Regions from separate parts of the Homo sapiens genome. Here regions 2, 3, 4 and 5 are each linked to region 1. Evidence: chromatin loops called from intact Hi-C (ENCODE). Cell type or tissue: PC-3. All regions are shown on one strand.

What was found. Peaks named below come from ENCODE experiments on the same cell type or tissue, not always from the same donor. Only the 100,000 strongest peaks of a DNase experiment are listed, where the experiment ranks them.
Region 2: it touches region 1 in a loop (7-fold over the local background); 7 of 110 quality-filtered maps call a loop at or near these places.
Region 3: it touches region 1 in a loop (5-fold over the local background); 2 of 110 quality-filtered maps call a loop at or near these places.
Region 4: a loop joins it to region 1, with 6 times the contacts of the local background. A loop is called at or near these places in 11 of 110 quality-filtered maps.
Region 5: a loop joins it to region 1, with 6 times the contacts of the local background. A loop is called at or near these places in 6 of 110 quality-filtered maps.

Annotation. Positions count from the first base shown.
Region 1 is chr11:101,859,810-101,864,809 of GRCh38, forward strand. No RefSeq gene overlaps it. Among named protein-coding and RNA genes, the nearest start is that of CEP126, 53 kb to the right of the region's middle. In PC-3, CTCF peaks have their summits at 1,128 (motif pointing right), 2,830 (motif pointing right) and 3,030; DNase peaks (open chromatin) are centred at 1,122, 2,802, 3,232 and 3,772; H3K4me3 peaks cover 400 bases; H3K27ac peaks cover 1,163 bases.
Region 2 is chr11:102,285,016-102,290,015 of GRCh38, forward strand. No RefSeq gene overlaps it. Among named protein-coding and RNA genes, the nearest start is that of BIRC3, 30 kb to the right of the region's middle. In PC-3, a CTCF peak has its summit at 3,113 (motif pointing right); a DNase peak (open chromatin) is centred at 3,126; H3K4me3 peaks cover 1,394 bases; H3K27ac peaks cover 349 bases.
Region 3 is chr11:102,176,297-102,181,296 of GRCh38, forward strand. All of the region lies in intron 3 of YAP1 (Yes1 associated transcriptional regulator), which reads left to right. Among named protein-coding and RNA genes, the nearest start is that of YAP1-DT, 68 kb to the left of the region's middle. In PC-3, no CTCF peak of the experiment used is centred here; a DNase peak (open chromatin) is centred at 2,145; H3K4me3 peaks cover 963 bases; H3K27ac peaks cover 3,063 bases.
Region 4 is chr11:102,664,345-102,669,344 of GRCh38, forward strand. The region is part of intron 1 of MMP20-AS1 (MMP20 antisense RNA 1); the gene reads left to right. Among named protein-coding and RNA genes, the nearest start is that of MMP20-AS1, 26 kb to the left of the region's middle. In PC-3, CTCF peaks have their summits at 195 (motif pointing left), 399 and 2,190 (motif pointing left); a DNase peak (open chromatin) is centred at 2,187.
Region 5 is chr11:102,266,210-102,271,209 of GRCh38, forward strand. It overlaps LOC105369460 (a long non-coding RNA gene), which reads left to right. Exons shown (of 5, transcript XR_007062863.1): 2 at 2,921-3,027. Among named protein-coding and RNA genes, the nearest start is that of BIRC3, 49 kb to the right of the region's middle. RefSeq lists a silencer at 2,540-2,649. In PC-3, CTCF peaks have their summits at 2,752 and 2,954; DNase peaks (open chromatin) are centred at 1,582, 2,602 and 3,972; H3K4me3 peaks cover 3,033 bases; H3K27ac peaks cover 1,375 bases.

The DNA.
Region 1 (5,000 bases):
GCCATAATTATAGGGCTAGTAGCCAGGAGAGAGTAGGTCCTGAGACAGGCATGTGTCACTCACTTTGCAGAAGAGATTCCTATGCATTATCTTTCAGCCCAAAGAGGTATTTGCTGTTAATAGGAAGAGTTGAGGGCCATTTCTGAATGCTAAGAAAGTTCAGGAGAGTCTGGGAAGCCAAACTTTGGGATGCAGCCACCCAGATGTCCTCATCCTACGTGTCAGGGCCCCAGATTATCCTAATCAGAGCCCCAAATTTGATGTAACAGATCTGTTTTGTGGGACATTTAACTATATTTGACATTCTATCATTTCAACTCTTAAATGGGCTTGGTCCTCATTTTTATATGTCTCCCTGGTGCAGGAGATAAAAAGTTTTTTTGTATACAAAGAACCCCTCTTGCTTACTTTCCTAATTTTTAATTGCCTGCTCGTTATCTTTCTGTGGCACAGAAGCTCTTAAGGACATCCATCCAATTTATTCTTTCTTATAGTTTCTCTTTCCTCTGTGTGTCCCAAATACTTGAAATATTGTACCCACCAATGCTTTCTCTACCCATGGTAGACACTAGACCAACACAATATATCACCAGTGAAAGCTGTATCTGCTCCTCCCACCAATAGTGATAGGGTCCTCAGTTCCAGCTGAGCGGTAAGTAATCCAGCTCCAAAACCCTATCATATCACCTACTTTTTCAGTCCATACCACCTCTGGTACCAATTGCTACAGGTTGAGTTCTCCAGAAGCTACTCTGAGACCAAATCAGGGTGCAGGATTTTTTTTTTTTTTTTTTTTGGAATTAATATTAATCCAACAAGAAGGGGGAGGAAGCAGACTTGAGCAGAAGAAGTCAAACTACAATGCAACAATCTCCTAACCAAACAGAAGGAACGCTCAACAGTCAGTTACACACCACAGTTGTCCTGCTTCAGGCTTCAATGGCCAGGCTTTTTAACCCTACGCTACTTAATTACTGGGTATGGGTTTCCCCAGCAAGAGGGTGTCATTGGACGAGGAATCTTTCTACCAGGGAGGCTGACCTTAAAGGAGCTGACAGCCAGAAGTGCTCTGCACTCCCCACAGCCAGGCTCCACTTACATGAAGTGAGCTGGGTGGCACATCTCTATATCTACCACTTGGTGGCAGTAGTGAAAGGACTGAGATGAGGTTATAAAATGAAAATTCATCTGCCAAAACGATTGCAGGATATTGCTATTTGGAATCAGCAAAATATGAGGAAGATGTACCGGACTCGATTGGAAAATGTGAGGCTGCTAGACCGAGCAAGTACTAAATTTTAGCTCGAGCTTTATTTAGTAATATGGGTATAATTACCAGATTATGGATTCAACTATAAAAGCTGAAGCAGCTGGAAGTTGCTTTTGTGTTTCTCATCTAATTTGATAAAAACTTGAACTCAAAGGTGGTCCAAGCTAGATTTTGGCCTCTATACTGTAAACAAAGAATTTCTGTCAACTAAGTACTTCACGAGATAGAAATTCTAGTATGTATTTACCACATAGCAACCAGATAATCACCACCAACCTTCAACTATATCCTATTAAAGGATGCAGAAGGCACACTCTCCCCATCAAGACATAGGAGAGGAGTGTGCCAACAGCTATGAAGTGCTAGAGTAGTTGTTCTCTATATAGCACAATGCTGGTGAAAAATGCTAAAGATTAAATGGCCTCCCTCAATTCAATAGTGTATTAGGTCATTCTCACAATGCTATAAAGAAGTGCCTGAGACTAGGTAATTTATAAAGAAAAAGGGTTTAATCAGCTCAGCTCTGCAAGCTATACAGGAAGCATGATACTGTCATCTCCTCAGCTTCTGAGGAGGCCTCAGGAAACTTACAATCATGGCAGAAGTCTCTCACTTATGAGTGAGAATATACGATGTTTGGTTTTCCATTTCTGAATTACTTCACTTAAAATAATAGTCTCCAACCCCATCCAGGTTGCAGCAAATGCCATTAATTCATTCCTTTTAGTGGCTGAGTAGTATTCCATTGAGTAATTAATAGAGGGAAAATTAAGCTGCAACATGGATTTGCTTTCATGTTAAGAAAGCTACTGCATTTCATCAGCATCTTTTGTCTCAGCAAATTCAACTCCAGCCTGGGTGACAAAACAAGACCCTGTCTCATAAGAAAAAGAAACCCAAGCTTATCTAAGCTAGATGGGGCATTTATTTTAGCAATACTGTCCATGAACTCTGAAGAGAGACACCAATGATCTCATGATGACTGGAATTCCTTCTGCCACCTTCAAGCAGAAAATTGAAAACTACAGTCTATGCACACACATGCACCCTAAGGGTCAGGCTTTGTCAGCGAGGTCCTATCAAAGAGGATGGGGGCATTGCCAGGAGATACCCCTAATAAATCCATCCCCTAATACGTCCAGCCCTTAATGATGTCCTGGGATGGACTCTCCTTCACAGGCTCATACTTCAGTGTTTGTAAATATGTCATCATAACCCCACTCCAACTGGTAAAATAACTTCCCCACAGCAAATAAAGACACAGCCTAGACAAGTATTAGAAGCAACTCCGTTAGCACAAAGAAAACTTCTCACCAATCTCAAATTTTTCTGTAACTCTACATTCAAGATGCATTTTTACTGCAAAAACAAGTTCCTAAGAAGAACACAGGAATGAGGAAGGATACAAGACAAGCCAGGGGGGTGCAAGAGAAAAGAAAAACAAGTGTTATCCAGCTTGTGATGCAATCACAGGCCAAGCACCCATGGATGGAATCACTTAACAGGCTCTGGGGGAAAACAGACTGTCAGGTCCACTGTAGTGCCACTGGAGGGAGCAGGAGTGAAATAGTGACTGATATCTGTGCTAAATATACTGATGTTCTGAGATTATTGGGGTCAGGGGAGGAGATTGCAGAGAGAGAGAGGAGAAGATTGCATAAAACGGGACAATTAATAGATATGTATAGTGCACAGGCAAGTGGAGTGGTAGTACAAGAGCAAGGTAGCAGGCTCGTACAGTGAGGCTGTTTCTTGGGAAACTAGGGAGCAGCCCAAAGATAGTGGAATTACTAAGAATTCCATTGATATTTCCAATCAGCAATGGCCATTCAAGAGAAAATCCATGCAAAATTTGGGATCAAATGTTTCAGGCATTAAGGAAAGTTAGGGCGACTCATCCTTCCTTTCTCAGTTACGAAAAAAAACCCAACCTTAAATAGAGCAGACAATTTCCAGAATGGAATGCAAGGCCACTGTGAATTGGCTAGCCTCTATGCAAGCAAGGCCCTGCTTTAACGGTAGCTGTTAGTCCAGTTCTTTCCAGGCTGCTATTTTCCTTCTTAGTGACTTGATGTTACTTCTGAGTACATGTCTTGGGTCCTTACATCACATATTTTTTACTTCTAACCATAAATTCTAAAGGTGTGCTCACTAGAACGGGAGCCCTCTCTAGATCATTCTAAGCAAAGTTTGGAGAACTAGTTGCCTCCTTTCTTTGGGTTCACAGTTTCTATGCCTGTAATCAGTTGTCAGGATCCCTGTTGAGAATCTCCAGAATAAGTTTCTGCCTATACCCATGAATATTTATCAGCCTAATTCACCAGGAGGCTTAACCCAGAGCTTCTCCCTGACTTCTGGAAGCTCAAGGTTTTTTATACTACTTGTCACCAACACTGTGTTCCAGCATATTCCCAGATGATTAAAACTTCCAAAGCAGTAGACCTTTATTATTCCAAAAAGATTCCTCCATCAACATACCAAACTGATGAGGGATTGTAAAGTATACAGAGAGCCCCTTCTCCCACATTGAGGCACTTCTCCAGCAGGAAATAAGAATGTAGTTAGTCATAATAGAAGCTCATTAAACTTGACTAGGATTTTAACAGTTAGGGAAAGATGACAATCACTTAAAGTTCATTAAGATCCCATGTCAGTATAACCTTTAGTATAAAGCATGGCATGTTTTTGCCCACAAAATTTTTAATCTCAAATTAAATGAGACTTGACCCTTGATCTATGTTCCAATCCATAACAATATTTGGCATATGAGCAAAGGCCATATTAGTTTTAAAAAAAAACTAGTTTAATTATTATGAATTTTGTAATAATTATATTCTAACTCATAATGTAACCCCTATTTAGTGCAATTAGTAAGATTTGATTTCTAACAAAGCCTGATTCTACTAATATCAAAGATAAAACGTACTGGGAGATTGAATTAAAACTTCTACAAGGTGTTTTTCCACTGTACCTGATTCATCCAAAAATCCTCTCATCTATAAAAGAAATAAGAATACCGACCAACAAAAAAGTTGTCAGAATCAACTGTTGCAGAACTACAGAAATTAATCAAAGGCTTGCAACAATCTGGGAATAATTTATTTACCAAAAAAAAAGCTCAATCTTGGTAAGAAAAATAGGTTTATAGTTTTATAACTTCCCTTTTCCTATCTCCTCTCCCAGCTCAGTCACAGCCTCAAAAGTCAATAACCTACAATCACAGTGAAAACCAGCAGCCTGTCATACACTGAAGAAGGTGGAATGGGGTTGGAGCTTCTTTAAAGCACATTCACAGAAAATTGTTGTGATGTTAATTGCCTGTTGGTTCCCTAGAAGAGCCCACTGACAGGGTTGTCTTCATTTTTACCTTACTAAGAACTCTCCCTTGTGAAAAATTCTTTTCCCCAAAAGTGTTGAAAACAATAAGAGTCAATTGCATAATATTGCAGCTGCCTGAAGTGGTGGATAACAGTTATGGCTAACAACAGACTAATTAAAAAGCTTAAAGGGAAAGCTAGAGGATAAGCTGTCCATAGGAACCTTGAAAAGCTGTGACACATCCCTGAGACTATAGAAGCCACTTATGTGTGTAAAGCTGTGTGCATGTACAGGGCTCTGCATATGCTCAGGAAATACCTGATAACCCTCTAAACTCTCTCCTCTGGCTAGTCTGGAGGTTCTGCACAAACAGGAAGTGAAGGCTAAGGCAGAGTTGTCAACTACTCAGTTG
Region 2 (5,000 bases), 430 kb after region 1:
GTCTCAAAAAAAAAAAAAAAAAAAAAAAAAAAAAAACTGCCAACGGGACCCAATCTTCCTAAGAGGGTCAGTGGACCTTTAAATAGCAAGACTTGGGCTGTTCTGAACTCCAGGAATATGGAGCTAAATAGCCAGAAAGATGCCAATGAAGCTGGCACAGCCGTTAGGATTTCTATTCAGTTCTGCATGTTCCTTTACTATCTATTATTTGGCTTGAAAAATCTAGGGCCCAGACTATAAGAAAGACAAAACAGAATGGAAGCTAAGATGGCCAGTTTTTATAGTAAAAAATCTATTCCAAGGGGATTGGGTTGACACTTTCTCTATTTGCAAATAGAGAAAAGTAAATTAAAGAAGAAAAAGCCACACAAGGTATTTTTTTTCTGAACATATGTATTTAAAATATTTGTCACTGCATTTTGACTTATTCAAATTGTTTAATATGATATTTGTTGGTTGTATTTTTAGTAAAATGGAATTAAAGGCAGTTTGTATTTTGGCAACCTATTTTGTTCTGGTATCTTGGAGAGTGGAGTGAGGGGAAGACGATCTGAGAAAATTCTGGCATGGGGAGAGATGAGGAATGGGAGTTCTTTTTCACCTTCTAATGTTCTTGAGAATGCATCTCTTGGGGCTCAGGAAACAATACCCCAAATATGGCACTTTGGCCTCCTGAGTACTTTGATTTTTTTTGTTTGTTTTTTTGAGATGGAGTCTCACTCTGTCGCCCAGGCTGAAGTGCAGTGGTGTGATCTCGGCTTACTGCAACGTCCACCTCCCAGGTTCAAGTGATTCTCCTGCCTTGGCCTCCCGAGTAGCTGGTGTTACAGGTGCCCACCACCACACCCAGCTAATTTTTGTATTCTGAGTAGTTTGAACTAAAGGAGATTGGAAAGCCTCAGAGGCAGTTTAAGGAGCAAAGTCTCAGGGGCTCACGCCTGTAATCCCAGCACTTTGGGAGGCCGAGGGAGAAGGATCGCTTGAGCCTAGGAGTTCAAGACCAGACTGAGGAACATAGGAAGACCACATCTCTACAAAAATTTTTAAAAATAGCTGAATGGGGTGGCACATGCCTGTAGTCCCAGCTACTTGGGAGGCTGAGGCTCTCGAAGGATCTCTTGAGCCCAAGAGGCTGAGGCTGCAGTAAGCCCTCATCGCACCACTGAGCTCCAGCCTGGGAGACAGAGCCAGACCCTGTCTCAAAAACAAACAAAAAACTCCCCAAAACAAAGAAGCAAAGTCTTTCTCTGACCTTCTCCCACCTGTCTGTTTCCCATCCACCTTCCTTCCCTGAAGTGAGTCATAGAACCATAATTCCTCTTCCCAACTTTGGGTCATAGAAATTAGAATCCCTCTCCCTGCAAAGTGAGCCATAACATCTAGAAAGGTTACTCTCTCCCTTCTCCCTTGAACACCCTCATTCAGGAGGGGTGCTGCCTCATACCAGAGAGGAAAGAATGCTGCACAGAGAGGCCAAGAAGAATCTGAACGGACAGGACTTGCTGGGTTTCGCTCCCCAGTCTCTGACTTTCATCCAATCACATTTCTACGTGGTTGTCCATTCTTCATCAAACCTAAGAATAAAAATAGAAAGTTTTTTCTGGGTCTTTGGGTCTTCATTTCTGAAGGCTCCTGTGTCATCACAAAATACTTTGATTAAATAAATTTGTTATGCTTTTCTCTTGCTAATCTGTCTTTTGTTATAAGAGTTTTGGCCGTGATCCTTATGAAGGGTGAGACAAACAATTTGGAAATGGCATGCAAACAGATAGGACTACCTCCATTATCGTATGTAAGAATAGCAATTATGGGCCGGACATGGTGGCTCATGCCTGTAATCCCAGCACTTTGGGAGGCCAAGGCCGGTGGATCGCCTGAGGTCAGGTGTTGGAGACCAGCCTGGCCAACATAGTGAAACCCCATCTCTACTAAAAATATAAAAAATTAGCCGGGCAAGGTGGTGGGCACCTGTAATCCCAGCTACTTGGGAGGCTGAGGCAGGAGAAGTGCTTGAACCCGGGAGGCAGAAGTTGCAGTGAGCCGAGATCGCGCCATTGCACTCCAGCCTGGGCGACAGGGCGAGACTCTGTCTCAAAAAAAAAAAAAAAGGGGAGTTATTAATTTTATTAATCACATGATGGAGTCTTTCTGGGGAGAACAGGTGGCTCCCAAGCAGGTCCAAGCATGGCTTGAGAGAGCAGGGAAAGGAGACTGACTCTGCTTTTACTTGTGATTAGAGGGTAGGGTTCTTACTTGGCCAAGGCTTGCATGGTTTGAACTCACTTTCAGTGCCAAAGGAGGAAGCACTCAGGATTTCTTATCACCCCGCCCAGAGGTGGGGCAAGGAGAAGGAAGTTGGCGGAGGGGGAGGGGGGGCTTGAAAACTGTCAGCAAACATCAAAAATGGAGTCAGACTATGAGAATAAAAGAGTTTAAAAACCTCCTGTTTACTTTTTTTTTTTTTTTTTTTTTTTGAGACGGAGTCTCGTTCTGTCACCCAGGCTGGAGTGCCGTGGCGCGATCTCGGCTCACTGCAAGCCCCGCCTCCCGGGTTCACACCATTCTCTGGCCTCAGCCTCCCGAGTAGCTGGGACTACAGGCGCCCGCCACCGCAGCCGGCTAATTTTTTTTGTATTTTTAGTAGAGACGGGGTTTCACCGTGGTCTCGATCTCCTGACCTCGTGATCCGCCCGCCTCGGCCTCCCAAAGTGCTGGGATTACAGGGGTGAGCCACCGCGCCCGGCCCCTGTTTACTTTTTTTCTCTTTCTTTGAAATGGAATCTATGTTGCCCAGGCTAATTTTGGAACTCCTGGATTCATCTTTTCTACATTAAAAGATAATTTTCACTTAAAAAAGGGAACAAGTAGCTTTGTGTATTATATTTAATTTTGGCCTCCAAGTTTGAAACATCTGAACTGTCAATTAATGAGGTCTACACTACCGCTATGGGGCTTGGGACTTGTCTGTCCCTGGTTAGAATGTTTCACTAGGGAAGAGACTTCAGAATCTCTCTTGTTACTGTTAAATAGTAGCGGGCACATAGTAGACATGTTGCAAATATTAAATGGATGGCTGGTGGATAAATGGATGGATGAGTTCAAGAGAGTTGCCACTAGATGGCACTGTTTATTTGGATCTGTGTTGCAAATTTTCACAGGCATCTCAACAGTCCAGGGGAAGGTGGTGGCTATTCTTCGGGATCACGTCAGCCACGTATGTCTGAACTCCCCTGATCCTGCCCCGTTATGGCTGCTCCTTCATCCCCCACCAGCCCTCGAGGGGGTTGAGAATCATGAAATTTTCTCCTTGGAAATAATCTCAGATATTATCTATTCTATTGCAACTCCCCAAATTTTCAGGCTAACAAAATGGGGGGCAAGCCGTGAAACACTGCAGTGGGAGTGTAGCTGTCAGCAATTGATTTAGTTCAGATGTCTCAAACTTAGGAGCCAAAAATAACGATAATATGCTGAGCTATGTGTTCATTCAGAAAAAAACAAAAACCAAAAAACAAGAATTTCCTGCAGCGGACTTAACACCTGCATCCTGCGCCCACCATGATCCAGCCCCTGCAGTTACCATGCCCCTACTCCCCCAACCTCCCCCGACCTCCATCTGTTGTAGCAGACCCAGAAGGTCCTTCCCTAGACTTACATCTAATATTTACGTTTCACTCCCCGATAAGCTGTAAGGATCCCTTGCTTTCTGCAAATCGACTAGGTCTGCCATTTTCATCCTTAAACCTGACCTCCTTCTCCATTTGGCCTCAGGCCCAGCTGACCTGGCCTTGTTTTCCTCATCATAAGTGACAGTTTTTTAAAATCTGAAACATTCTAGTTGCAAATCCCATTACTGCCTCTATAGAATCCTGCGGTTTTGATTTTATCTAATCCCAGCATTTAACAGCAACTGGGCAGCTCTGCTATATCCGGGCCTGTGGTAGTCTCATTATCATGCATTTTAGCAATTATTCAAAATGCACCTTTTCACATAGAAGAAGAGTAAGTCCAAGTCCAATCTAGCCATAATTCATTCACTCATTCAGTAAGCATTCACTACATGTATATTACATAGAACCGGGTTCGGTCATTGTTTATAAAAACAAATAAGGCATTTCCACTCCCCAAAAGTAGACATGCAATCAGATAAAGTACAATCAAGTACATTAAATGCTTAGTAGTCTAATGAAAATAAATAGCAGCGTCCTTTATCAGACTGAAATGAAATATTGTTCTGCAATACAGACCACTGCAACTCTGAGTTTTCATCTACAATATAAGAATGATAAACTCTACCTCCCAGGCTAGTATGAAAACTCAAGAGTGAGTGTGGATATATAAACAAAATTTCCTCAGTACAGCTCTTGGCCTACAACAGGTGTTCAATAAGTACTGTTCCCTTCTCCTTCTCTATAATAAAGGTATAAACAAAATTTTGTGGGAACACAGAGGAGGAAGGTTGTAAGAGTTTCCTGAAAACTCTGCAATCTGAAGCACAGAAAAAGAAGAAAGTTGTAGGCAGGGGGCAAAGTAAATAGAGAGATGCATCAGCTGGGTCCTCCGGGAAGCAGATCTGAGACAGAGTTAGTGCAAGAGGCTTAGTGGGAAGTAATGCCACGAAAAATGAAAGAGACTGGAGAGGCGGTGTTGGGTGGAAAAGCTCAGACAACGTTGCAGATCTGAGTCTCCACCCACCCAACAGAGAGCTCTGGAGCAATAGTGCCTGTTAGAGGAGTCCTGCATTTTGCAGAAATATCCAGGCCCTGGTTCCCCTCCAGGAAGAACATGACCTTAGCTAAAAAGTGGCAGATTCTGGAGGTAGTAACAGCAGAGGCTGCCAGCTCACTGCATTCTTGGCAGTTGAGCAGCAAAATTTTTTCTTGAAAAGAGATCTGAGGGGCACACCTCTGTGTCTGCCACAGTATTTTGTTCTACCTCCTTCTAAGACTTACAGAGTGCCAGTATGTCCAGATGCTGTGCCAGGCACTTTTTTCATTTAT
Region 3 (5,000 bases), 320 kb after region 1:
CTTATAGTTAAACTCAGTGTAGAAGAGTGATGAACACAAAACAATACATACTGTATTCAAGAAATCAGAACAGGTGCAATTTAAATTTATAGGTGGGGAAGAGTCTTACTAGTGGGACAGATTGGAGAAAAGCTTCACAAAGATATGGCATAAGAATAGAGTAGAATTGGGTCAGGCACGGTGGCTCACGCCTGTAATCCCAGCACTTTGGGAGGCAATGTGGGTGGATCTTGAGGTCAGGAGTTTGAGACCAGCCTGGCCAACATGGTGAAACCTCATCTCTACTAAAAATAACAAAAGTTAGCCGGGTGTGGTGGTGCACCCCTGTAATCCCAGCTACTCAGGAGGCTGAGGCAGGAGAATCACTTGAACCCAGGAGGCGGAGGTTGCAGTGAGCTGAGATCACACCATTGCACTCCAGGCTGGGCAACAGAGTAAGACTCCGTCTCAAAAAAAAAAAAAAAAAAAAAAAAAAAAAAAGAGTAGAATTTCAGTGGGTTGAAAACAATGGAGGCTGGGAGGACACAGGCTTTGGGGTGGACATACTGAGAATGTAGGGAGGTGGAAAGTGCATGACACTTCTGGGTACTGGAAAGACAGGAGTGAACAAGCCATGCGGCTGGGAGGACTGAATGAATTACTAAAGTGATAGAATCATCTTACCAGAGAGAAAGCAGCTGATGAAGTAGGAGAAGAAACTATATGTAGACAAGTTATTAGGAAGAAGTGACATTCAGAGTGGGAAGGGATGAGAGGGAGTTAGCTAAGCAAAGAAGGTAGAGAGAAGAGTTCCTGCAGGGAGCAACTGCAGTTGTGAAGGTCCTGGAGCTGGGAGAGGAGATGTTTGAGGAACTGAGAGAAGATTGAATGAGGAGGGATGTGAAATGATGTGGAGGAATAGATAGAGCCTGGCATGTTGGATGCTTTCAGTACCGAAGCAGTGCTATATAATGCCTGACTATAGAGGATAACCCACTAAAAATTTGAGAATTTTCCTTTAGGGAGCTGAGCCTTGAGTCAGAGGACTTCCTCCTTAGAGGAGGTGAGGTAAGATGATCATGTGGCTGTGGTACATACAAAGTTTAATGTTGGAGTTGAATAAGACCAATTTGGAAGTTACTGCTAAAACTTTGTCATGGAAATGTGAAAGTTTATGTGAAAGTTTCAAGGTCAAAAGATCGAGACCAGCCTGGCCAACACAGTGAAACCCCATCTTTACTAAATACAAAAATTAGCTGGGCGTGGTGGTGAGGGCCTGTAATCCCAGCTACTCAGGAGGCTGAGGCAGGAGAATCGCTTGAACCCAGCAGGTGGAGGTTGCAGTGAACCAAGATTGCGCCATGGCACTCTAGCCTGGCGACAGAGTGAGACTCGGTCTCAAAAAAAAAAAAAAAAAAAAGTTTATGTGAAAGTTTTGAGGGACAAATGGAAATGGCATTTTGAAGAAACCCCACTCAAAATATGGGAACATATCTTGTGAAGTGTCAAATGTCCAGTTGGAGGAGAAAGACTAGTATTGACCCTGTGAGAGGCATTAAAGATATGGGAGTCATTTATGTGAATATGGCAAGCCATGGGATTTCATGAAAGTTCCAAGAAAAGAGGATTAAAAAAATATGATTACTGTTTGTCATAATTGTGGTGTAGTATTCAAGAGCATGATTTCTGGAGAGCTCAACTGTCAAGGTTTGAATCTCACTCTGCCACTTACTAGGTTGGGCTGAATGATCCTGGACAAGCTAACTTTTCTTTGCCTTAGATTCCTCATCTGTAAAGTGGGTATAATAATAGTACCTCCATCGTAGGGTTGTTAAGTGACTTAACATTTGCTTGCAAAGAACTTAGGAAAAGTGCCGTGTACATAGTAAGAACAGTTTGTGAATCATCATAAATACACGAGACCAGAATTTCAAAACAAGCAGCAGGCAGAATGTTCCTTTAAAAGGTCATTGAATGTACTTTTCCAGCTACTCTTGTTACTTTCTAAGGAAACTACTTGATAATCCTGTACTTTGTAGGACTCATCAGGGTGTGTTTAGTAAACTTCAGTGTCCTAGGTGACTTCTTTATTCCCAAATTGTGGGGCAGGTGACAAGGGGAGGTTGGTCCTCTAACTCGTGGTGTAGTTAATCAGGATTTTCCTGTTTGAATAGACATGGCAAATGGTTTTAGTTAGTCATTACTAATGCAAGAGGGTCCTTAGGCAAGAGCAGGAAGTTAATGGTGAGTCACCTTCAGTGTTATGACATGGAGTATTTCTTTTTAAAATATCACAGGGAGTTGGTTTTTGCTATAGTAGCTAAGTTGTCAATCAAGTAATACTAGTAGTAAATCTTACATAAAAACTCGCTTCCCTCAAGTTTAAGTAGTTCTAATTTATGCATTATTTTATATATTGCCTACTACTCTCTTTTTGCTTATCCTGAATCAAATTTCTCACCCTCTGTCAATCTAATTTTGTGTTGCTATAAAGGAATAACTGAAACTGAGTAATTTATAAAGAAAGGTTTAATTTGGCTCACAGTTCTGCAGGCTGTACAGGAAGCATGGTGCCAGCGTCTGCTTCTGGTGAGGACCTCAGGAAGCTTACAATCCTAGCAAAAGGCAAGTGGGAACCAGTGTGATACATGGTGCAAGAAAGTGAGTGGGAGAAGTCCCAGGCTTTTAAACAACCAGATCTCAGGTGAACTGAATGAGAACTCACTTATGACCAAGGGGATGGTGCGAAGCCATTCATGAGGTACCCCACCCCCCACCCCGTGACCCAGTCACCCCCCACCAGGCCCCACCTCCAACTTTGGGAATCCCATTTCACTATGAAATTTGGAGGGGACAAACATCCAAACCATGTCACCCTCTTTACGTCTCATTAAAATGCTGGCCTGTTTCTCTCTTCCTTTTTGCTATAGGGCCTACTTTTAATCTTTTCTTCGAAAGAAGACTTTGGTATTGGTGGTCAGGCATGATAGCCCAGCCTTGAAAAGCTTCCACATCTTTTTCACGTCTAAGGGCCCAGCTTTCGAGTGTGTAAAAGTTATTTGGGGTGAAAATGTGTATTATCCATTCTCACCAATCTAGAGGTTGTCATGAGTTTGGGGGATTGGAATTACTGTTTAATAATGGTAATCCCCTTTAAGTATTTACTGGTTGAAATAATTAAAGTTTTTCTGGTAGATTCTTAACCATAAAAACGAAGCGAACTGCTTATTCTGCCCCATCCACAGGTAGCAGCCTCTTCATGCTTGCCCCTGCCTGGAATGCCCATGCCCGGAATGTCACATGTTTGGCTAGGAGTGCATTTAGGTCAGAGCTTACAGGTCACTTCCTGCCCTTGATCTGCTTTTCTAAAAAACTGTTTCCCATTTTTCTTTTTCTTTCCCATTTTTCATTTTTCTTTCTTTCATGCATGCTGCTTTATTTTTGCTGCACGTATCATTAGCCAACATTGTACTGTCTTCTATCTGGAACATAAATTCCATCAGATAGGGACTATGTTGTTTATTGCTCCATCTCCAGGGCCTGAATATAGTAGGAACTCAATAAATACTTGTTGAGTAAAAGTATTTGCTATATCCCTGTCCCTTCAGTTTAAATGATACATAAAAATAATGCAGAAATTGAGCTTACATAGAAAGAATGAAACAATATTTTGTTTTACAAGCATAAACAAAGGATTTTAATTACATTCATTTCAGCCAACATTTATTCTATTTTTTTTTTTTTTTTTTTTGAGATGGAGTCTCGCATCCGTCGTCCAGGCTGGAGTGCAATGGCACAATCTTGGCTCACTGCAACCTCCAACTCCCGGGTACGAGAGATTCTCCTGCCTCAGCCTCCCAAGTAGCTGGGACTACAGGTGTGCGCCACCACACCCGGCTAATTTTGTAGTTTTAGTAGAGATGGGGTTTCACCATGTCACCATGTTGGCCAGGCTGGTCTCGAACTCCTGACCTCATGATCCTCCCTCCTTGGCCTCCTAATCTATTTCTAATTAGTAGATCCTATACTGGACAAAAATGGAAAATGCAAAATATATACTCCTGTGTTCAGGAATTTCACAGTCTAGCCAGGAAGAAAACATGCATAATGAAATAATACTGAATGAGCCAGGCGTGGTGGCTCACGCCTGTAATCCCAGCACTTTGGGAGGCCGAGGCAGGTGGATCACAAGGTCAGGAGATCGAGACCATCCTGGCTAACACAGTGAAACCCCGTCTCTACTAAAAGTACAAAAAATTAGCCAGGCATGGTGGCGGGCGCCTGTAGTCCCAGCTACTTGGGATGCTGAGGCAGGAGAATGGCATGAACCTGGGAGGTGGAGCTTGCAGTGAGCCGAGATCATGCCACTGCACTCCAGCCTGGGCGACTGAGCAAGACTCCATCTCAAAAAAAAAAAAAAAAAAAAAGAAGATCAAAACAAAAATAATAATACTGAATGATAAATGCTATGACATAGATATAAAGAAATTTTTTTACTAGCACAGAGAAAGAACTCTTCATCTGTATTGAGGAAGTGAAAAGTTCTCAACTAAAAATGTTTCGAAGCTAAATGGCCAGTAGTAATTCTCGGTCGGGCATGGTAGCTCGCACCTGTAATCCCACCACTTTGGGAGGTCGAGGTGGGAGGATCTCTTGAGCTCAGGATTTCGAGACCAGCCTGGGCAACATAATGAGACCCCATCTCTACAGAAAAATTTAAAAAATAGCTGAGCGTGGTGGTGTGCACCTGTAGTCCTAGCTCCCCAGGAAGCTGAGGCAGGAGGTCACTTGAGCCCAGGAGTCCAAGGCTGCAGTGAGCCGGGATTGCACCACTGCACTCCATCCTGGGTGACAGAATGAGACCCTGCCTCAAAAAAATAAAATAATAGGCCAGGCTCGGTGGCTCACGCCTGTAATCCCAGCACTTTGGGAGGTTGAGGTGGGCGGATCACGAGGTCAGGAGATCGCGACAATCCTGGCTAACACGGTGAAACCCCGTCTCTACTAAAAATACAAAAAAA
Region 4 (5,000 bases), 800 kb after region 1:
CAAGGCAAGAACCTGGGATACAGAAAACCCTCTGTCCTTGTGATAAGGCAGGGGTCTAATTGAGCTAACAGAAGCCGCCTACAAACAGCTAAACTAAAAGAACACCCTGTAACACATGCCCACTAGGGTTTCAGCTGTAAACATTCACCCCTAGACACTGTCGTGGGGTTGAAGCCCCACAGCCTGCCCGTCTGCATGCTCCCCCTAGAGGCTTGAGCAGTGAGGCACTGAAGAGGCGAGCCACTCCTCCATTGCATGCCCCATGAGGGGGGCAAGGGAAGTTTTCCCGTTTCAGTAATATATGTCAAGTTTCTAGCATTGTGACTGACATATAGCAGACACTCAATAATAATCAGAATTAACTAAATGCTTACTATGTGACAAGGTTGTTCCAGAGCTTTATCTGTATCATTCTAATCCTCCAAAAACCTTTATGAGATAGGTACTATTATTGCTACCTTTTTTGCCAGGGAAGAAACTAAGGCACGGAGAGGTTAAGGTGGTATAATTTCCCAAGTCACAAGTTAGTAAGTGGTAGAAGGGAGATTGAACCAGGTGGTCTGGCTCTAGAACCTCCAGTTAACTATATTCTAACATCTACCATTTTAAGTACAATCTGCCATCATGTACTGAACGTTACCATTTAGGGGCCTTTCTCCAGGACCCTTTAGGTGGTCCCAGACACATGCTAACAGGGGCACCGAGGGACACTCAGCCTGGCTGGGAGTGGATGGGATGTATGGGGGACTAATGAAGGGACAAGCTGGTTACTGTTAATGATAGAGCAAGAGGCTCGGATTGTTTTTGATGCATAATGAGAACCAAGTATAGGTATTGATACGCTGATGAAAGTCAGGGATTTTTTAAGGTACTGGACATAAAAAGTGACATGATCAAGGCCCGCTAGTCTAGAGGTGAAGCAGCTGGCTAACTGCAGTAAAGAGGAACAGATGGTATGAGATGAGTCTACATGAAGCACAGCAGAGACACAAGGGGGAGAGGGTCAATTCTGCTCTGAGAGGAAGGGGCAGGGAAGGCTGCATAAGGAGATGATGTAAGCTGGTTTTACAAGGTCCTTGGGAGGTTTTGAGCAGAATGTCATGGCCAGAAACATGCATTTCATTAAATAGCCTATTTCCCGTCCACCAACTTAGGAAAAGGAGGGCCTGACTCCGGGTGGCGGCAGTGAGAATGGGGAAGAGGAATACAGAGGCCGACTTGAGGTGAGATTATCAGGAGATGATGATTATATATGGGGCCCAAGGGGAGTACTGATCTGAAGTCCAGGGATTGGGGTGCCTCTCTCAGGGACAGTTTATAGAAAGAGAGACTGCATTTGCTTCCATCCGAAGCACCTATGAGACCTGAAGGTGTAGATAAAAGACTACAGGAAAGAGATGATGGGTTTTGGGAACAGCTTTCTCTCCAGAAGGACTCTATTAAAAGGCATGTTATTGATAAGGAAAGAAAGGGGTCACTCTTGACTTTTACCCATCATCTCAGGTTAGTTTATTGTCACTGAAGGCCCCAAGAACGTAGGAGATGAGATGTGATTTCCAGAGGTGACGGGTGGGAAGCCACCTGAAGCTTCAGCCCTGCATTAGCAGGACATTGACCATCTCTGGTTCACTTGCATCTTGATTTGCTTTCTTGAGAAGAGGGAGGGTGTCTTTCCAGCTACTGGACGAGCAACTTTTGAGAGTCCTGGGTATTCATTTAAATTTCATTCAGCCAATGTTTACTGAGCACTTACTACATAGGAAGCATTATTCTTGAGGTTGAGTGTGCTGTATGAAACTAAAACAGCCCCCACTCTCCTGAGACTAACATTATGGAGGCAGGGAGCTAGTATGTAAACACATAAAGGAGTGGGCTGCACAAATGTCTGGAGGGAGAGGGTCTGGGAATATGGGGCAGTGAGAGCAAAGACTCTGCGGCAGGAACAAACTAGGTCAGATGAATGAGTTACTTTGTGGAAAAAGTCTTGAGTTGCTCTTCTAGACAATCACTCCTTCTCCCACTCCCTTGAATTTCGGGAAGTGGTCCCTGTATTTCTTAGTTACTAAGTGAACAAATTATCTTTGAGAGACCAGGGTATGGTTCTGGACTGCTTTGTAATTTAAAAGTTAGCCTTGGTGGTGGCCTCCGGGATTTTATGGTCTTTGAGCTCAAATACCCTGGGAGGCAATTGCCATCTAGTGGCAAGGAGAGAAAACACACCTGGTAGCTTGGGAAAGAAAAGAAGTTTCTTTAGGATATCAAGCCTGTAGCTCGTCTTTCAATCTTTGGCTATGAAATGACTTTGAAAATTTGCTAATTTTCTACTTTCTCAAAAATTCAAGAAAGTTGAACAATTGGCCCCAAATTAGTTACATTTCCAACAGAAAACGTCATTTCTTTGACATGTGCTATGCATTGTACATATTTTCACATTTAATCTCCACAGCAACTCTGCAAGCTGAACAGTTTTATTATCCACATCTTGAATATGAATATATATAAGATTTAAATAACTTTTCCAATGTCCTAGAGCTTTTAGATGACAGAGTTGGGATTAAACCCTAGTCTTTCTGAGGACAAACTTGAGTTACATTGTCTACCTACCTGTAGGTAGCTTTGAACGTGTGCTAAAGGAACTAGTTCTTATTAGACATCAGCAAGTGTTTGCTAAAGCCAAGTCAACTAAATATTGTTATGAAGAAAATGCTCAGATCTAGGATTTATAGAGGGAAATTACCGACATAAAGTTCAGCTGAGCACAAGGAGCTTTCTAGCAATTAGATCTGCCTACAGTGGAACAGGATTCCTTAGCAGGCAGACATGCATGGGTTGCTGTGGGGGACTGGCAGAACACAAATGTGTTTTGTTTCATCCAAGCCATGTCTTGTATACATTTGTATTTAAATGCTTTGTCTGGGTGTTATTTCTTGTTTGCCACCATCTCAATCTTTTCCTAAATAATACACCTGGCCCTCACATATTTACTTTACCTTCCTGGTGTGGTAAGCATTTAGGTTGATGACCACTGAGTGACTGACAGGTGTTTAAGAGGATATCCTATCATATATTTGATGGGTTACCAACACTATAAAACTATCCTATCAATTTTTTTAATAGGAGTGTTAATACAAATAACTTAGTCTACCATTATCATAAACTTTTTTTTTGCACAAAATAGGTAAAAATGTAAGGAAGAAGAAAAGATAACAACAATAACTGGCATTTATTGAGTAATGTTACTCTCAGTGACCATAAACTCTGATTTTCTGAGTTTTGAGCTCGTTATGCTTGTTGTTTCTGTGCAATTATTAATACAGTCCTCTTTCATGTTAAAAATATCCTTTACTCTGGGTTCCCCCAGTCTGTTCCCCAGGGTCAGCCTTTGCTATTAGTATCTTGTCCTTTACTTTGGAAATTTCTGTATATATAAATTATATAGGCATATATATATATATATGCATATGTACTGGCACATATATATGCATATGTACTTGCACATATATATATGCATATGTACTTGCACATATATATGCATATGTACTTGCACATATATATATGCATATGTACTTGCATATATATGCATATGTACTTGCATATATATATATGCATATGTACTTGCATATGTATATGCATATGTACTTGCATATGTATATGCATATGTACTTGCATATGTATATGCATATGTACTTGCATATGTATATGCATATGTACTTGCATATGTATATGCATATGTACTTGCATATGTATTTGCATATGTACTTGCATATGTATATGCATATGTACTTGCATATGTATATGCATATGTACTTGCATATATTGCCTTTCTGAAAGAAAAAAGTAAATAGGACTACATTATATGCATTGTTCTTGACCTTACGTTCTTTTTTAATCTAGCTTGCCTTAGAAATTTTTTTTCAATACACAAACCAAATGTTAAATTTAGCATGAATGTATGGCTGCTTTTTTAAAACTTTTAATTTAAAAATGATTATAGATTCACATGAAGTTGCAAAGATAATACAGAGGTGACTCATGTATCCTTCATCCAGTTTTCCCCAATGATTACATCTTACATAATCATAGTACAATATCTAAACTAGGCAGTTGGTACAATGTGTGTATATTCTCTGTCATTCTATCACATGTGTAGATTCATGGAAACACTGTTGCAATCAATATCCACAACTAGTCCATCACCATGAAGATCTCCTTTGTGCTGCTTTTTTATAGTTACACCTGTCCCCTGGCCTCCCACTATCCTTAAACCCTGGCACCGGCTAATCTGTTTTCTGTATCTATAATTTTGTCATGTAGAGAATATACAAATGGAATCATAAGTCTGTGACTTAAAAATTTTTTTAATTAAAAAATATATTTAGGGGGTACAAGTGCAGGTTTCTTACATGCCTATATCGTGTAGCATTGAAGTCTGGGCTTTTAATGTACTTATCATCCAAATAGTGAACACTGTACCCAACAGGTAATTTTCTGTCCCTCATCCCCCTCCCACCCTCCTACCTCTTGTCGTCTCCAATGTCAATTCTTACAATCCGTGTGTCTGTGTGTACCCATTGTTTAGCTCCTACTTATAAGTGAGAACATGCTAGTATTTTGACTTTCTGTTTCTGAGTTATTTTACTTAGGATAATGTCATCCAGTTCCATCTGGGCTTTTGCAAAAGACATGATTTTATTCCTTTATCCATATTTCCTTTATCCAATTCTCTGTTGATGGACACTTAAGTTGATTCCATATTTTTGCTATTGTGAATAGTGCTGTGATAAACATACATGTACAAGTATCTCTTTTTTCAACTTTCATTTTAGGTTCAGGGGTACATGTACAGCTTTGTTATATGGGTACATTGCATGTCTCTGAAGTTTGGTGTACAGATAATTTTGTCTTCTAGATAGTGAGCATAGTACTCAATAGGTAGTTTTGTGACACTCACTCTTCTCTTAACCTCTCCCCTGAAGTAGGCCACAATGCATGTTGTTCCT
Region 5 (5,000 bases), 410 kb after region 1:
CCCAGGGAATATAAAGTTAAACTTTGGCCTGTTCTGTTCTCAGTTGAGCAGATGAAGCTTTGCATGACTCCTTTCCTGCAGGAGATGCTTAGTTAAATCAGAGGCATTGCTCATTCTAAAAATTTGATCCAAATCTAGAGTTAGTGTTAAATGACACCATATGTTTCCTTTGGTTAAATAAGGTCAATAAATCATGTTCCTTTTTGTTTCAGAAAACTGAGATATTTTAGTCTATTCATGTTGAAAGAACACTAATTGTGAATTTAAAAAACATGAAGGGGTTGTGGGGCTCTAAAAAACATGGAGGGGGAGCGTGGCCCTAAGTCTGTACTTGGCCTGATGGTCTTATCTTCAGAATTCTGGGGTATATGAGGTATTACTATAAAGATACAGGTCTGCTTCAAAAAACATATATCTTATTTTATTTTATTTTTTAGAGATAGGGGCTCTGCCGGGTGCAGTAGCTTATGCCTGTAATCCCAGCACTTTGGGAGGCCGAGGCGGGCGGATCACGAGGTCAGGAGATCGAGACCATCCTGGCTAACACGGTGAAACCCCATCTCTAGTAAAAAATACAAAAAGTTAGCCGGGCGTGGTGGCGGACGCCTGTAGTCCCAGCTACTGGGGAGGCTGAGGCAGGAGAATGGCGTCAACCCGGAAGGCAGAGCTTACAGTAAGCCGAGATCGCGCCACTGTACTCCAGCCTGAGCGACAGAGCAAGACTCTGTCTCAAAAAAAAAAAAAAACAGATAGGGGCTCCCTGTGTTGCCCAGACTGGTCTCGAACTCCTGGGCTCAAGGGATCCTTCCACCTTGCCCTCCCAAAATGCTGGGATTACGGGTGTGAGCCACTGCGTCCTACCACAAGTATGCTTTGCTTTTGTTTCTTTTTTTTTTTTTTCCTTTTTTAACTTCTTATTTAAGAAAAAAAAGAGAGAGAGAGAGAGACGGGGGATCTCACTTTGTTGCCCAGGCTGGTCTCAAACTCCTGGGCTCAAGCAATGCCCACCTTGCTTTTCTTATGGCTTAAAGTAAGTAAAATAAAATGCTTTGAGAAATGATGGCATTGTTAAATAAACATATAACAAGAAAAGACAATACTCACTTGAATATACAAGTTAAAATTTAAAAATCATCAGTAACTAAATGAACATCAGAGTTAAGCACGAATTCCTTCCTTCAAAAAATGAAAAATCTCATTTTCATTTTTTGAATGAATACTCAGGCCTCTTTGATTATTATAACGATCCCAAAGTCCCTATACTACTCAATAATTATTTTGCCTGAAAATATGTGGAGGAGGAGGGGATTAATAAAGATAAAAATCTCTTAATTGAATATAAACAATTTAACTGTTCAAGAATTCCCCAAGTAAATTTTATCTACATAGTGTGGGTTAAATGTGGGGGGAAAAGGGATGGTAGATGCAAAATGCAGTTATTTGCTTCAAAAATCTATCTGTGTGAGTAGCTCCAATGTATAAAAGATCAAATGAAGAAAGTTTTACCGGCTTGTTTCCAATGCCTCCGACTTATCTGGGTGGATCTTCCCCTCTGACTCATTCTGGAACAGTCCTCCATAAGTCAAGGAGACAGTTTACAAGCTGGGGAGGTTTCCCTTCATAACGGCTGAGGGAACTTATTCTCTCCACAACCACGGTTCAATGTGTCAGGTACTGACATAAGGAAAGAATGTCTCTGACCTAAGGAATTCATAATCTAATAGGGGAGACGGACAAATAAATAGGTAAGTTTAAAAATGTCAAGTTCCCTGTCAAGGTAGAAAAGTATAGGGTGTCTTGGAGCACAGAAGAGGGTGTCCAGAAAGGCAAATGCAGATCAGATACAGAAGCAAGGCGTTGGGGTCCAAAATGCCCAGGTGGATGTCCTGGTCGGATCTCCAGAGTCCTACAGAGGACTTCCTCCACACAGGGCGGGTCAGTTTCAACCCATGGGAATGAAAGGGGGGGAAAACATGGAGAGCAGCTTCCAGCGCAGGGGGAGGAAAACATTCCCCAAGGAAATACTAGATTCCTGAAATATGTCCAGCCCTTGTGGAAAAGATGTAGTTCGGGCTGCAATTCGAGCAAACTTCGGAGAAGCTTCAAAAGCTCCGACTTGGCAATTCAACTCAAAGCGCTCTTCCAAGCTCTTCCTATTCAACTGCAACTTCTAAGGCAAAGTCATTGTTTACAGCCTGGCGGAGTTGGAAGAGTCTCCAAAAACACAACTTGCCGTGACAGTTGGAGTTTATAACCACCCTCGGACTTTAATGACAGGCAAGTCTGAGAAGCTTCCAGCACCACGGCCTGACTGACTTCTGCGGGGCTGGAGGGAACGGTGGGTCCCAGATTTGGGACCACCCTTCTGCAGTGAACACCTCCCCCACATTCTCGTTTGCCACGCCTCTAGGCCACCTGGAGCTGAAGTTTCGCTGTTTTCCACGGCATTTCCGGAATGCCAGGGCATGCCCTGTCAATCCTGCACGCCCTGCGGCCGCGCTGCTTTCTCCACCGGGGCAGCGCTGAGTAGGCGGGGCATGCGGGTGGGGCGGGGCTCCAGCCAGGGTGGGTGGGGCCTCTGCACGAACACCTGCCTGTACTTGGGCCCGGAGCTTGGATCTCTGCCCAGAGAGCTCCGGCAGCCCCAGTCATCCCCGGCAATCAGGAGGCAGCGCCGCTCGGCTGCTGCAGAGGGCGTTGCCCGACTTAGCGACAATTTTGTCCTACCTCCTCTATACACCTTGCTCAAGTGACTGGACTCTCGAGATTCAATTTCCTTATTCACAAAATGGGGTTGATTATCGTTAAATTTCACAGCTGTTTGAGGATTAAAAGAATGACGTATCTATATTGTTTATGTGCCAAGCACTGACACTTATTCATTAGTGCTCGTTTCTTTCCTTTTTCTTTCCAAATTCAGTCTGATTCAGCAAATAGCTACCGAGGGTCTACTTGTTTCCAGTCACTGGGGATTTAATGGCAAAATAACCCTCAAGAAGCTTATTGTCTAGTGGAAAAGACCAACAGGTAAACGGGCAGTGGGAAGTGCTGTGAGGGTGGAATTGCTGGGTGTTGGACAGGTAGAGGGGGCTGTGGAGGAAGAGCACGTTGCAGCTAGTTAGAGAGGTAGGATGAGAGCAAGGACAGGGAGAAGCTGGAAGTAGTACAGACCCTCTGGAAAGGTGAAGCTGGATCATGGGGCCAGATCATGAAAGAATTCCTAAATTATAAATTCTAGTGGCTACAGATTTTTATGTTGAAGCAGAGAGGAAACATGGAAGTATCTTAAGCAAGAGACTATGATGTGATTTGGATTTTAGAAAGATTCCTCTGGGTAGAGATCACATCGATGCAAGGCACAATTTAGCTCCTAAGCTCATTATTAGCAGCTTCATTTGAGGGTCACATAAAGAATTCCCCTAGGGTCTAAATAAAGTATTTGGAATTTTTTAGGTCAGGCCATGTAATTCTGAATTCTAGAAAATGACTAGAATTGGTTAGTTCTTTCTCTATAACTGGAATTGAGTTGGGTTTTAATATCCCCTCTATAAACCAGGCTTGATTTCAAACCAAATTTTATTACTCAGTTGGAAAAAGAAAACTTTTATACCTACATTAATCAACTGCCCCTTTGTAAACTTGCTTTCTCACTCACCTCCACGTGCCTAGCTTCTGGGATCAAGAAACCAGGAGGCAATGAAAAGTGTTATCAGACTTGCATTAAGACCAGCCCCTCCTTAAAGATGTTCTGGAGACAGAACTTAATCAGGTGGAGCTGGGCAGGGCTGAGGCTTCAGGCTCAGGCTCGCAGGCTGGTTTGGGGGATTAAAAGCCTAAACAAGTTAGTTGGGTTGTTCCTCTCCCATCATTTCCTGTTAGGTGATATGTGAGTTGGTTATGTTCTTATTTTAATGATTCACCCCTGAACATTGCTTCTGAAACAGCAGTTTGCAGGGTTAGCGAATAACTGTGCTGTCATCCCTATTTAAACCCAGTGAACAGTGATTTAATCTCAGATGTGCTCAGTGCAGGCTTCAGGTTCTCTCTGTCTAGTCCTATCATTGCATAGGATGGGTGACTGAGCTGGTGTGGGGATGAATTAATTGGCTCCTCCTCAGAGTTCCTCCAGGTGGGCAGGTTCTAAAAGAGTGAGTCTTGTCAGCACCAACTCCTTTTTTGTGTGTGGCAGAAGGTAGGTCTGAAATTTTGCCCTGAGTTGCTCCTAATTTGTTCAGTGATCTGGAATTGCTCCTTCCATTCTTTGAGGCTTAGTTATAAAACAAGAGTTTGATAACATGCTGGAAATTTCCTTCCAGCTCTAGGAGGGTTCTGGTCATCAGAGCAGTCAATATCAAATCCCTACATTTAAAGGTACAGCGTGAAACTATAAAGAATTATCCTCAAACGCTCCTCTGGGTCTACACCTTTGCCTGGCAAGCAGTCTCTTTGTCATTGCAAATTGATTTCTAAATGAAACTGCAAATCTTGTCAAATATACAGGATTACATCAAGCTGATGAAAGTAATAATGGAGAGAGCAAGTTCTTTGCACAAACAGGGGTCTTGCTAGGGAGATTACCTAAAAGCTGAAGAAAAAAAAAATAAACAAGAATGATGACAACCTAAGTGCTTCAAAAGAGAATGATTAGATTAGCAAAGGATTAATAGAGACATTTTGAAAAAACTTGGTGAAGCCTATTTACATTTTTATAAAAATGGCAAGTCAAACATGATGGAAAATACCTGAAAAGTGATGTCGATAAAACAGTAAATACTTGATTTATTGGAATTATAAATAATACTTGTTTTATAATTTCATTATGTTTTTCAAAATGAAATCCAAACTTTTTTCTATGAAATTTTGTTTTCCCCTTTGTGTCCATTTTAAATGGCTTTTTCGGATATCACTATTTCCTTTATTAATCTTCAATCTTGTTTCAAAAGGGATTTAAGAGGCCTAACATTCTGTGTTGAATACCAGTATATTCTAAACTCTGTTGC